Regions from separate parts of the Homo sapiens genome. Here regions 1, 2 and 3 are each linked to region 4. A link is a contact called in ENCODE Hi-C or POLR2A ChIA-PET data. All regions are on one chromosome and are shown on one strand. The core of a region is the stretch at or near the end of the contact, and the rest is flanking DNA. Distances in the headings are between cores, read along the strand shown. Region 1 holds the start of USP21 (ubiquitin specific peptidase 21). Region 2 holds the start of NCSTN (nicastrin). Region 3 has its middle 53 kb from the start of VANGL2. Region 4 holds the start of LY9 (lymphocyte antigen 9).

Region 1 (3,026 bases), core at 226-2,725, 360 kb after region 4:
ATTCTGATCACTAGTAGTCTTCCTATGCCCCCAAGAGGCTGCTGTGCTTTATGGTAAACTTTGCATGTCAACACCTTCTTCATGTCCCTCTCATAGGGGTGGCAAAATATGCCTGACGGATCATTTCAAACCTTTGTGGGCCAGGAATGTGCCCAAATTTGGACTAGCTCATCTCATGGCTCTGGGGGTAAGTTTTGTGTATTTGGCATAAAAGGAGAAAGAGGGACTTAGGCCCTGAGCAGTACAAGAAAAGCAGCTAAGAATAAAAGGAATAACAGTGATGTCCCTTAAGCATGTTCCCCCAGAATCTGTCTCCAGGAAGGAGCTTCTAATGGAACAAGAAGCATTGACTGGTAGTAATCTCACAGGATTTTCCTTGTATTGCAGCTGGGTCCATGGCTGGCAGTGGAAATCCCTGATCTGATTCAGAAGGGCGTCATCCAACACAAAGAGAAATGCAACCAATGAAGAATCAAGCCACTGAGGCAGGGCAGAGGGACCTTTGATAGGCTACGATACTATTTTCCTGTGCATCACACTTAACTCATCTAACTGCTTCCCCGGACACCCTCCACCTCTAGTTGTTACTAAGTAGCTGCAGTAGGCATTGCTGGGGAAGAAACAAACACACACCAAACAGTACTGCTACTTAGTTTCTAAGGCTGCACAGGGAAGGGAAAGACTGGGCTTTGGACAATCTAGAGGTAATTTATATCCGCCCCCAGGTGGAGCAACATGCGATTCTGGAGGCACGGGGGTAACTGAAAGTGAGTACATATAGTCTTTCTGGTTTCTGGAGATAACCCATCAATAAAAGCTGCTTCCTCTGGTAGCCTGTGGTTCTCATTGGGAGCTGTTAACAGAGGGCAAGTGGGCTGAAACCTGAGGCACATGAACAGCTACGCCGGGTTGGGTTGGGAAAGAGTCGGAAATAGGGGATGCTCTGGTCAGGAGTGGGAATGAAATGTTGACTGTTCCCCCTGCTGCTCAGATCTACCTTTGTCCTTTAGTGGTGAGCCATGCTTTGCCCTACCGTGTTAGCCTGCAAGAAGTGGTTTTGCCGGACCAGCACTTCCCGCCCTCCAGGGATCTTCCCAGCCCTCTGTGAAGTGCTAGATGCTTCTCCACTGGTCTGCGGGCTGGACCCAGGCCTGCAGTTTGCCATACTTGCGCCCCTGCTGTTTGGGAAGGATCTGTGCTGTAAGCCTCGCGGCCATACTACGACTGTCAGATCTCCATCCCTATGGGCTATAGGATGGGGCGACGGCACCCTATACCTCAGGGACTTGCTTTGGAGTCATGGATTAAAGACCTCTCTGGGCAGCGTTGAGAACCAGCGACCCTAAACTTGGCTGCGTTTCCATGGTGTCGATCGCGGAGCCGTGGGGGCGGGCTCACGCAAGCGCCAAGGGACCGGTGGGAGGAGTTCGGGTGTGGATGCGCAGGCGCTTTGAGAGACGGTGAAGCCGGTGGCCGGTGGCCGGGCGGGACCAACAAAGATGGCGGCGGCCCCTGCGGCGGGAGCGATCTGGGCAACGGCTGCGGCTAAAGCTGCAGCCGGGCCCACGGGGGGGCTGCACGGGGGTAGTAGGGGGTGGCCCTGAACTGGGGCCTGGCCCTGGCTGGCCTCTCCCGCCGCCTCACTGGGGGACAGGTACGGGCCGGGGCGTTATGGCATGGCGGGGTGTGGGGGGGCGCAGAGGGAAGACTGCTCCAGACCCGAGAGGACACTCTCCACAAAGGCGCGTGGGGCCCGGCGGGGCCTGGGAGAACTGGGCTGGAGGGACAGCATCCCTGGACCGCGGGGAATACGCCGCCGGATTCCGTAGCCAATCAGCGGTCTCGGCCTTTCTGCCCTCGAGGGGGGCGGACCCGGCTAAAGCCCTGCTGTGGTGGGAGAAGTGCAGAGATTAAGGGTCAAGGAGTTGTTCGTCCTCCATCCCCGACTACTGCTTTCTGAACCTCGACACCATGTCGGAGGTCGGAGGTGGGGGAGGGAATGGATCGTAAGTCACCCATATAGTCTGCTTCATTTGCAGCCCAGAGAGGCAGGGATTCGAGGATGGAGGGCTGTCTTTTGGGCTGTTATTCTTGCATCTACACTACCATTTGGCTAGGGTCTTAAGTGACCCGAGGCACATCCTACTTTACTAGCCGGGTATGGGGTCCCATGTTACGTTAGAGCCGAGATAGGAGTTATCACTGGCTTTTCAGTAAAGATGTGTTCTGCAGGGAGGGGTCGGGAGTATAGAAAGGGTCAAAGCCATGGGCTGCTTATCTTTCATTCATTTGTTTACCCAATAGATACTAAGTATTTACTTTGTACCAAACACGATGCCAGGTACTGGGGATACGATGGCTGATTCGATAGATCTGGTTCCTGCCCTCAGTGCGTATACTGCTCCCCACTTTCGTTGATGTGGTAGTGGTGATGACTGAGCCAACCACCTAATGTGGAAATGAGAGGACAGCAAGATTGTGGGTATGGAATGGGGCAAAGCAATAAGGGAAAATTAGTGTGGCAGGGTTCAGTACAGCAGCCTGGGTTCCCATTTCCCCCCATATTCAAATGCTGACACTCTCTTCTCCTCCCAGGTCCAGCCTGTGGTGTCCACAATGCCCCAGGCCTCTGAGCACCGCCTGGGCCGTACCCGAGAGCCACCTGTTAATATCCAGCCCCGAGTGGGATCCAAGCTACCATTTGCCCCCAGGGCCCGCAGCAAGGAGCGCAGAAACCCAGCCTCTGGGCCAAACCCCATGTTACGACCTCTGCCTCCCCGGCCAGGTCTGCCTGATGAACGGCTCAAGAAACTGGAGCTGGGACGGGGACGGACCTCAGGCCCTCGTCCCAGAGGCCCCCTTCGAGCAGATCATGGGGTTCCCCTGCCTGGCTCACCACCCCCAACAGTGGCTTTGCCTCTCCCATCTCGGACCAACTTAGCCCGTTCCAAGTCTGTGAGCAGTGGGGACTTGCGTCCAATGGGGATTGCCTTGGGAGGGCACCGTGGCACCGGAGAGCTTGGGGC
Region 2 (3,264 bases), core at 109-2,608, 450 kb before region 4:
GAGACTTAGAAACTGCTCAGAATATATTCACACATTGATAACAACCTCCAGTTTTTGAGCTACTGAGTCTACACCAGGCGCTGTAATAAATACACTCCATATACTTTCTCATTTTAATACTCTCTATAAAAGACGATTTTACAGATGAGGAAATACAGACTTAGAGACATTAAGTAAGTCATCCAAGTCACAGCTTGTTAGTGGATGTCTCAGGATTCCAAGGCAAGCCCATCTGACTTCAAAGACCAAGTTCCTAACCACTTTGTTACGCTGCATCTCACTAAATATTCTAGATACTATTTTTTCCAGGTCTTCGGAGACCTTACTTCTCTGACTTTCACATTCTAACGTTCTGAGGCTAATACTGCGATCTCAGTATTTGCCCTCCACCCCCAACGACCCACACTCGAGCTCTAGAGCTGCCGTACTTAGCAAATAAAAATACGAGATTTCCAGATAAATTTGAACTTCTGGTAAGCAACGACAGACTAAAAAACTATTCATTGTTTACCTGAAATTCAAATTTAACTGGGTATCCTGCATTTTATCTGGCAACTCTATCAAGTTGAGACTTTATTGGGGTTATAAGCCTCAAGTACTATTTCCGGGTAGTAAATAAAGCCGAATGGAGGCACTGATGTTGAGATGCTGCAGCCAAGGCCTCCTTAAGTGAGGTTGCCACTACTCGTCTCCAAAAAGGCTACTGACTCGGGTGCGAGTAACAGAGATCGAGACTCAGTTCCCAGGGCCACTCCATATAACACAGTCATCAAAAAGCCAACAGATCACAGGGCCTTTGGAGCAGAACAACACAAATCGGGAGCACAGCCAAGAGAGAAAGGGGGAAGAAAGAATAGGGAGGGGGTCTAAGGAATCCCCTGCAGTGTGGGAGCCACTTTATAGGTAAATCGAAGCCCAAGGACACACCAAAGAAGAGGGGACTGGAGAACCGCTAGCCAGGCCCAACCTCTCTCCCACCCTCCGTCTTCCTCCGGGTCCGTCTGGTGGGCCCATTTCGACCAACACCTCTACCCATTTTCTCTTCCCCGGTGTCAGCGCCGCTCCTGACATCCAACCTCCATGTTCCCCCTTTTATTCTCCACTACCTTTGACCCGCGCGCTCTTGGTCTCGAATTTGGTTAACATCTCTCAGGTCTCCGACTCCGATGTCTTAATCCGAGCCCCGACACACCCTGCTGCCCTTCGGACGCCTCCACGTCAGCGACCCTCTCCCGCGGTTTCCGGAAGCGCCTGGAAACACGAACTTCCGGTCTCTTAGGCTCCGGGCCACAGAGACGGTGTCAGTGGTAGCCTAGAGAGGCCGCTAACAGACAGGAGCCGAACGGGGGCTTCCGCTCAGCAGAGAGGCAAGATGGCTACGGCAGGGGGTGGCTCTGGGGCTGACCCGGGAAGTCGGGGTCTCCTTCGCCTTCTGTCTTTCTGCGTCCTACTAGCAGGTGAGGCCTCCCCGCCCGTGAGCTCCGTTCTCTAAGGGGAACTCTCGGATCGGCCCCGCCGCGACCGCCACTGTCTCCCTTCTGGTTCCTGCTGCCCCTCTGTCCCCCCACCCTGTAAATCCTCTTTCTTTTTCGTTCCCACGACAGAAGTTCCCCCTTTGCCTGGACCTGAAGGTCCCTTCTCCCCCGCAGCACGTCGTGTCGCTTCACTCCCTTCTCTAGGCCTCTTCCTGGACTTCGAGCCTGACCCTCTCCCACTTTGTCCAGATGTCTCGTTTTTCCCACAACCCCAGCCACCCACCCCACAGTCGAAAGGAACAGGTGTGAAAGTTAGCTTTCTTCCTCGCGTTTAGACTTTTTGAGACGAAAGCAATCTTGTTCTGTGGGTGCTGTGCGGCGCTTAAAAGGTGGATTTCTTATTTCTTCCTCTGTTGATTACATCCTAAGTCTGTGTCCCCCTGCCTTGCCTCAGGTTTTTTTTTTTTTTTTTTTTTTAATCAGTAAAGCAAGAATAAGGTAGGATATGGGTACTCTTAACTGTGAAGACCCTGAAGTAACAATTCAAGGAACTTTTGGCATTTATAATGTACTTAAGTGTTTGCTGATACGCGTTCATTTACTGATACATGGCTTTTTAGTTGGTCAAGCCCTAAAATGCAAATGCCTGTATATAACTATGACTGTGCCTTCCCCCAATTCACATTGTTTTTAAGGATCCTCAAAGGAGAAACTACAGCTGCCCCACACTGTGGGCACACAAATGACCTGCTGATGTTAAATTAACTGACCCGTGTATGTCATAAGGTTTCTCTCAATTCTGTTCACACTCTTGGAAAAATGCCTCAGAAAGTTTTCTTAGCCCAGCACCTGTGTATTAACCAATTAGTAATATACATACAGGATATACAAGCAGAAGTGTGATCACCTGTGCAACCAGAATCTGGCAAATCTAAGGTCAAACACCTTTCCTTTGACCAAGTTTTCTCTCTTTTAGTGTCACTGTCAATGGCGCTACATGGACTTTGTAATAACCCTTTGAGGCACATAGCTGGGTGCCATGTAGAACATGTATCTGTTACGATAAGTGTGTGCCCAAGAAATCAGAAGAATGGACTTTAATCTCATTTTAGAAAGTATGATATTAAATGATTTACCCAAGCCATACTTCAGGTTAATGACACGATAGAAGCTAGTACCTGTGTCTCTCAAATTTTTCTAACACTTTTTATCTTCCGATCAGGTTTGTGCAGGGGAAACTCAGTGGAGAGGAAGATATATATCCCCTTAAATAAAACAGCTCCCTGTGTTCGCCTGCTCAACGCCACTCATCAGATTGGCTGCCAGTGTGAGTTGAGATGGATTCATGTTTGTGGACATTGATATTTGTCTGTGCCCTAGATACTAAGTAACATCCATGTCCTGCTTAGGAGATTTGACACTTATATTGGACTGTATGTAGGCAGTTACAGATAACCGTCTGTCAAGCTAGGCAAGATAATTAATAAGAACTAACATTTAGTAAATGCTGCATACCAAGCTTTTTACATGTGCATCTCATACAACCCCAACCACAACCCCACAAAATAGGTCTTACTGTTATTGTCACTTTATAAATGATGAAACTAAAACTTAAAGAAGTTGAGTAACTTTCCCAAGATCATACTGGTAATAAGTGATGATGCCAGGATCTGGTGGCCCGAGCACTAAGCTGAGAGACCTTTTTTTTTTGACACGGAGTTTCACTCTTGTCCCCCAGGCTGGAGTGCAATGGCACGATCTCGGCTCACGGTGACCTCTGCCTTCTAGG
Region 3 (2,943 bases), core at 330-2,829, 340 kb before region 4:
GTTGGGAAGATCACATCAGATATTATACCTGTAAATAATAAAGTATCTTTTAAATGGAAACAACTGTATAGGCATTCACTAGGCATCCACTCTGCCACATCTTATTTGCATAGCTTCTTAAGGTTTCAAAGACCTTTCACACACATCTCACTTGACTCTTACAACCTACCTACTAAGGAGGCAAAAATGACAAGGAATAGTTGTGTTTGTCCAGGGGCACACAATCAGAATTTTAGAACAGATATTACCAGCTGTCTCGTTTACCTTTCCTAATCCTCATTGTACAAATTAAAAAGCTCAGGTTCAGAGAAGTTAGAAGACTTGGCCAGGATCACACACAAGTACACTATCAGGGAACATGCCTTCTTGCATCTACTCCAGTATTCCTCCCATGATACCATGTTGTCTCTAAAGAAGTTCTGGACTGTGAAATGCTTGAGGACTGGGATCATAAATCCAGCCTTGGTAATTTTGTTTCCAGATTGTAATTTTCCAGGCACCTAGCATATTTGCTATCCTTGCATTTCTTTCTTTCTTTCTTTCTTTTTTTTTTTGAGACAGAGTCTCGCTCTGTCGCCTAGGCTGGAGTGCAGTGGCCCGATCTCAGCTCACTGCAACCTCCGCCTCCCGGGTTCAAGCGATTCTCCTGCTTTGGCCTCCTGAGTAGCTGGGATTACGGGGGCATACCACCACACCCGGCTAATTTTTGTATTTTTAGTAGAGACGGGTTTTCACCATGTTGGCCAGGCTGGTCTCAAACTCCTGACCTCAGGTGATCCACCCGCCTCGGCCTCCCAAAGTGCTGGGATGACAGGCATTAGCCACCGCGTCCGGCCTGTCCTTGCATTTCTTGGTGGTTTACAGGATTATGACTTCTCCTTCTGTCTTTTCACTCACCCAATGTAATACACAAGGATCAATCATGCAAGTTATTATCAACTTAGTAAAAAGTGAGTAAATTTGCTGAATAAGATATGTTTTTTTGAGACAGCATCTCACTCTATCGCCCAGGGTGGAGTGCAGTGGTGTGATCTTGGCTGACTGCAACCTCTGCCTCCCAGGTTCAAGCGATTCTCATGCCTCAGCCTCCCGAGTAGCTGGGACTACAGGCATGCGCCACCATGCCTGGCTAATTTTTGTGTTTTTAGTAGAAATGGGGTTTCACCATGTTGGCCAGGCTGGTCTCGAACTCCTGACCTCAAGTTATCCACCCACCTCGGCCTCCCAAAGTGCTGGGATTACAGGCGTAAGCCACCATGCCGGGCCAGAATAAGATATTATATACCAAAATGTAAATAATCTTAGTTTTAGTGATTTTGGTCTACTTTACCGATAGGGCCTCTTGACACGGTTGATATCAAAGTGCTGCCTTGAACGGTTTTATGCGGTCCCTTGGACTTTCCCATTGATGTCTCCTAACTTTTTACTCTGTTGCTCTTTGTCCTTTACCCAGAACATGCTCCATAGCCATCCACCAGTGCCAGCCCATCTTTGAATGCTGTACTCAATTCCCTTGGCCTTTGCTTCTGCTTTAAAGCTGGCAGGCTTCTTTTACTTATATCAGCTTTCTGTTTGAACCTCAAATGCTCAAAAATAATTCCTTTTAAACATTTCCTGCCACCTTTCTTGGATACTAATGTAGTTCTCAGAGTGTATGGGGGATTACTCATATAAAGCCTCAGTGCTTCAAAGTGAGGAATAACTGTGTAATAAATAGATCTGGCCGAGGATGAAATGAGTGTTAAACAAGACAGTCGCTGATATCACCGGACGTTGTCTAGCTAGGCTGGGTAACTACCCATCAGACGTGTTACAGAGGCATTTAAACAGGTGATGGGAGTTTAAGGTGGCCTTAAGAGCTTTCCGACACTAAAAATGTCGTGATTCTGTGTTAGCAAATTTACTAGCAGATTGACTGCTCTTCTACTTTTATGAGTCTCCTAAACTGAAAATGGGCATGAGGGATCTTTTTGGGATGGTGAAATGTTCTAATATTAGACTGTGGTGATGGTTGTCCAACTGGATACATTTACTAAATATCGTTGAACTGAATACTTCACACCAATGATTTCATGGTATGGGAATTATGCCTCAATAAATCTGTTTTTAGAAAGTCTCTTAAGACTATAACTGCCATATTTTGAAAACAATGTATTTATTTTAAAACATACATTATATAGGTTTAAAGTGTATGCTAATAATTTATACACTTTTAAGAGGCTAGATATTCAAATAAGAAGTTAAATTTAATACCTGGAAAATTATCTAGAATATATTAAAATGATGCACACTTAAACATGGATGTAAATCACTACCAAAGCTGTTGCCCTATTTTAAAAAATTATTTAGTTAGTTTTAAATTTACATACAGTAAAACTTATTCTTTGTGGTATATAGTTTCATGGATTTTTGCAAATGCATATAGTCCTGTGACCACCCTCACAATCAAGATGCAGAACAGTTTCATCACCCTCAAAAATTCCCTTGTGCTACCAATTTGTAGTCATCCTCTCTCCCCACCTGCAACTCTGGCAACCACTGATGACTTCTCCGTCATTATAGTTTTGCCTTTTCAATGACATTATACAATATATACAGTTTGAAGAGAGATTTTCAAACTTAAAATTTATTCATTTTAATAGTTGAATTATGAAAATAATGGTTATTTTGGGGTTGGAGGGATTTCCCTGCTGGTAACTAGTCAGATGAAGAAGAGTGAGGTAGACGGAGGCAGTATAAGACTAGCCTGAATTCAGTCACACTTGTAGAATCACAGGTGGTTAGACTTGGAAGGGTTTTTGGAGTCATTTAGCTAACATCCCAATATGAAGAAACTGAGGTCCAGAGGGAAGAATGAGTCTCAAACTTGCGCAACTGTGTGGAGCTGGCCTAGCCCTCAATTTCCCAATAGTCAACTTCAGTATGCTTTCAACTACTATACGC
Region 4 (2,902 bases), core at 235-2,734:
ACTTCCTGGGTTCAAGTCCTTACTAACTATAAAACTTATAGTAAGCTATTTAACCCCTCTCCACCTCAGTTTTCTCATTTATAGAATGGGGATGATAAAAGATATCTCATAAAACTATTGTAAGATCAAATGAGTGAATATGTTAAAGTGTCAGAAGATGGACTAGCACTCTGTAAGCTTTCATCGAATATTAGCTAAAACTACACATTCTGCCAGCCTCAAGTTTTCCTGCCAAGTCCCCTTAATGTTACAGCCTAAGTAAACAAATGACCTGAAGCCCGAAACACAAACCATAGCATGGCCAGCTATTACGCTACTGACAAGAAGAAGGAGGAGAAAAAGACAGTTTCCCAAGTCAGGATATAGGGAATCATGCCATTCTCCAGCCTACCTTTTCAACTCAGTCACCTCTACGCTGTCACATACGATGTCCACCCCCATTGCAGTCTCCCTGATGCCTTTGTCCATATTAAAAGTCCTTCATTGCATGTGACAGAAAGCTAGCACAAACTGCCTTGAGCAAAATAGAAAATGTATTGGGTCACTGTATTAGTTATCTGTTGCTGTGTAACAAATTGCCCCAAACTTCACAGCTAAAAACAATAAGCATTTTTGATGAAAAATAAAAAATTGAAAAAAAATTTAAAAACCAAACATTTATTATCTCACAGTTTCTCTTGATAAGGAATCTGGGCATGGCTTAGCTGGGTGCCTCTGGCTTAAGGTACTCACACAACTAACATCACGGTGTCAGCCAGGGCTGCAGTCATTTCAAGGACCTCCTGGGGAGGATCCACTTCCAGTCTCACTCATGTGATTCTTGGCTAGCCTCAGTCCTCATGGACAGTTGGCCAGAGGAATCAGCTCCTCGCCGATTGTTGGCTGGGGGCCTCCCTCTGTTCTTTGTTTTGGAACCCTCTCCCTAAAGTATCTCACAAAACAATACCTGGCTCCCCTCAGTGTAAGGTAGGGAGACAGAGATAGTGGGAAAGACAGAGAGGGAGAGAGGGCAAGAGAAAGAGAGAGCGCATATGCACACACATGCTAACCCAAGATGGAAGTCACAGCTTTTTTGTAACCTAATCTCAGAAGTGACCCATCCCACATCTCTGCCACATTCTATTCACTTGAAGCAAGTCACTAAATCCAGGCCACACTAAAGAAGAGGTGATTACACAGAGGCATGAATGCCAGGAGGTACAGATCTTTAGCAGTCACCTTTAGGAGCCAAATTTAGAACCCAAGTCCCTTGATGTCAAAGCAAGTGATGCTCCACATCAGTCACAAATGAGGCCCTGAATAGACTTGGGACCTCTACCTGCCTGCGCAGATGGGAGGAGTCTGTGGTGTTTTGTATAAACAACCCTCCCTCTGAGACACACACACATACACATACACATGCACACACACACTCATATACACATGCAGAAGCTGTGACACGTGCGGAAGCTGTGGTAAGTGCATCCTCCTTCAGTCTCAGTTCTGAAAATAGATCATCATGGTGGCACCAAAGAGTCACACAGATGACTGGGCTCCTGGGCCTTTCTCCAGTAAGCCACAGAGGAGTCAGCTGCAAATATTCTCTTCTGTTCTACAGACCTCTCTCCTCTTCCTGCTCATGGGTAAGTCCACTTTATGGCCACCACTTCTTGCTACTGCGGTTCTTCTGAGGCCAGTTGCATTCCCTGCCTGGGAGATTCTTTTTTTTGTTTTTTGTTTTTTTTAACGGAGTCTCACTCTGTTGCCAGGCTGGAGTGAAGTGGCGCAATCTCGGCTCACTGCAACCTCCACCTCCTGGGTTCAAGCGATTCTCCTACCTCAGCCTCTTGAGTAGCTGGGATTACAGGTGCATGCCAACACACCCAGCTAATCTTTGTATTTTTAGTAGGGGCAGGGTTTCACTATGTTGGCCACGGTGGTCTCGATCTCTTGACCTCGTGATCTGCCCAGCTCAGCCACCTGAAGTGCTGGGATTACAGGCGTGAGCCCAGTTCTTGTTGGTAAAATCGGGAAACTCATCTCCTTGCCAGAAATTACTTTGCATGTGTGCATATTCGTGCACTATGAAGGGGGTAACATTCTAGCCCCGGTCTCAAATAGCTCTGGGCTCAAACTACATTTCTCTTGCCCTCACATTTTCCTAAGAAATGCCAAGTATATAATGAGTTTGTTCCCTGTATGGTGTGGATAAAACCCACAGAGGGATCCAGGAAAATCCCCTGATGAGAAGCCACCTAGCAATTTCCTAGGGATGGAGAGAACTTCTGGAGCTTCTTTCTATGTATCCTGCCTTGGTTATCATATATGCTGGCTTTATTACTGAGGTTTCACTGGGGACCTGGACGCGGTTAGGTGACCATGGGCAAGGTGGCGTTTATCTGGATATCCTTTTCTCCTCAACCTTATTCCTCCCTATCAAGGCCCAACTCCTGGGAAACATCTCTCCGCTGCATGGCCCGGAACCCCACTGTCCAGCAGATAGAGCCAATCCAGTACCCCAGAGAGGATCTCAGCCACCTGGGACTGTGGCAGCTACTGTCCTTCTGTGCTCCCGCTTTCTCCAGGGCTTCAGGGATGATGGTGCAGGTAGCACTAGAGATCTGAGAGCAGTGGGGGTTGGCAGTTGGTGCCTGAAGGGAGCTTTAGAAACACTCCTAGATGCAGATATGGGTGAACGAGGAGCCTAGACCTCAGAGCTGAGGTCCAGTCTGACCTCTTTTCACTTTCAATTTTATCTTGGCTCATCAAAACACACAGAAAGCAGCAAGGCTGTTTATGTTTACCTCCAACCTTTGGGGTGTTCCTTGATTGTGTTGAGCAAACCTGAAATAAGCTACATTCAAGGTCATCCAAGCCGCAAATGATCAATGCAGTGAATTTCAAACAGTTCAGAGCAAAGAGG

Evidence for each region. Hi-C counts contacts between places; a loop is a spot of excess contacts on that map. ChIA-PET counts read pairs that join two places held with the same protein, here RNA polymerase II (POLR2A). Pooled maps may share reads with other maps.
Region 1: a loop to region 4 is called in a pooled map, with 2.4 times the contacts of the local background. The contact joins the promoter of USP21 here to the promoter of LY9 in region 4. A Hi-C loop is called at or near these places in 6 of 50 pooled maps. POLR2A ChIA-PET finds 5 or more read pairs at or near these places in 6 of 52 experiments (CD8-positive, alpha-beta T cell, CD8-positive, alpha-beta memory T cell, OCI-LY7 and 3 more).
Region 2: a loop to region 4 is called in a map of B cell, with 2.8 times the contacts of the local background. The contact joins the promoter of NCSTN here to the promoter of LY9 in region 4. A Hi-C loop is called at or near these places in 1 of 168 maps with a recorded cell type or tissue (B cell) and 8 of 50 pooled maps. POLR2A ChIA-PET finds 5 or more read pairs at or near these places in 1 of 52 experiments (Panc1).
Region 3: a pooled map shows a loop between it and region 4 (2.7-fold over the local background). The contact joins the enhancer-like site here to the promoter of LY9 in region 4. A Hi-C loop is called at or near these places in 3 of 37 single-sample maps with no recorded cell type and 5 of 50 pooled maps. POLR2A ChIA-PET finds 5 or more read pairs at or near these places in 4 of 52 experiments (CD4-positive, alpha-beta T cell, activated B cell, activated T-cell and 1 more).

What each region holds. Positions count from the first base shown.
Region 1 is chr1:161,158,025-161,161,050 of GRCh38, forward strand. It overlaps USP21 (ubiquitin specific peptidase 21), which reads left to right and starts at 1,476. Exons shown (of 14, transcript NM_001014443.3): 1 at 1,476-1,654; 2 at 2,342-2,482; 3 at 2,596-3,026. The coding sequence starts at 2,617. UFC1 (ubiquitin-fold modifier conjugating enzyme 1) reads left to right here. Exons shown (of 6, transcript NM_016406.4): 5 at 97-187; 6 at 388-832. The coding sequence ends at 468. RefSeq lists a silencer at 1,555-1,704.
Region 2 is chr1:160,342,025-160,345,288 of GRCh38, forward strand. NCSTN (nicastrin) reads left to right here and starts at 1,359. Exons shown (of 17, transcript NM_015331.3): 1 at 1,359-1,457; 2 at 2,698-2,802. The coding sequence starts at 1,373. COPA (coat protein complex I subunit alpha) reads right to left here and starts at 1,226. Exons shown (of 33, transcript NM_004371.4): 1 at 1,107-1,226. The coding sequence starts at 1,146. RefSeq lists enhancers at 1,159-2,106, 1,379-1,428.
Region 3 is chr1:160,451,916-160,454,858 of GRCh38, forward strand. No RefSeq gene overlaps it. Among named protein-coding and RNA genes, the nearest start is that of VANGL2, 53 kb to the left of the region's middle. RefSeq lists an enhancer at 1,478-1,527. Within about 2 kb of position 1,580, at least 2 of the 41 ENCODE cell types and tissues checked have a DNase peak (open chromatin) inside an H3K27ac peak, as active enhancers do.
Region 4 is chr1:160,794,690-160,797,591 of GRCh38, forward strand. It overlaps LY9 (lymphocyte antigen 9), which reads left to right and starts at 1,485. Exons shown (of 10, transcript NM_002348.4): 1 at 1,485-1,622. The coding sequence starts at 1,499.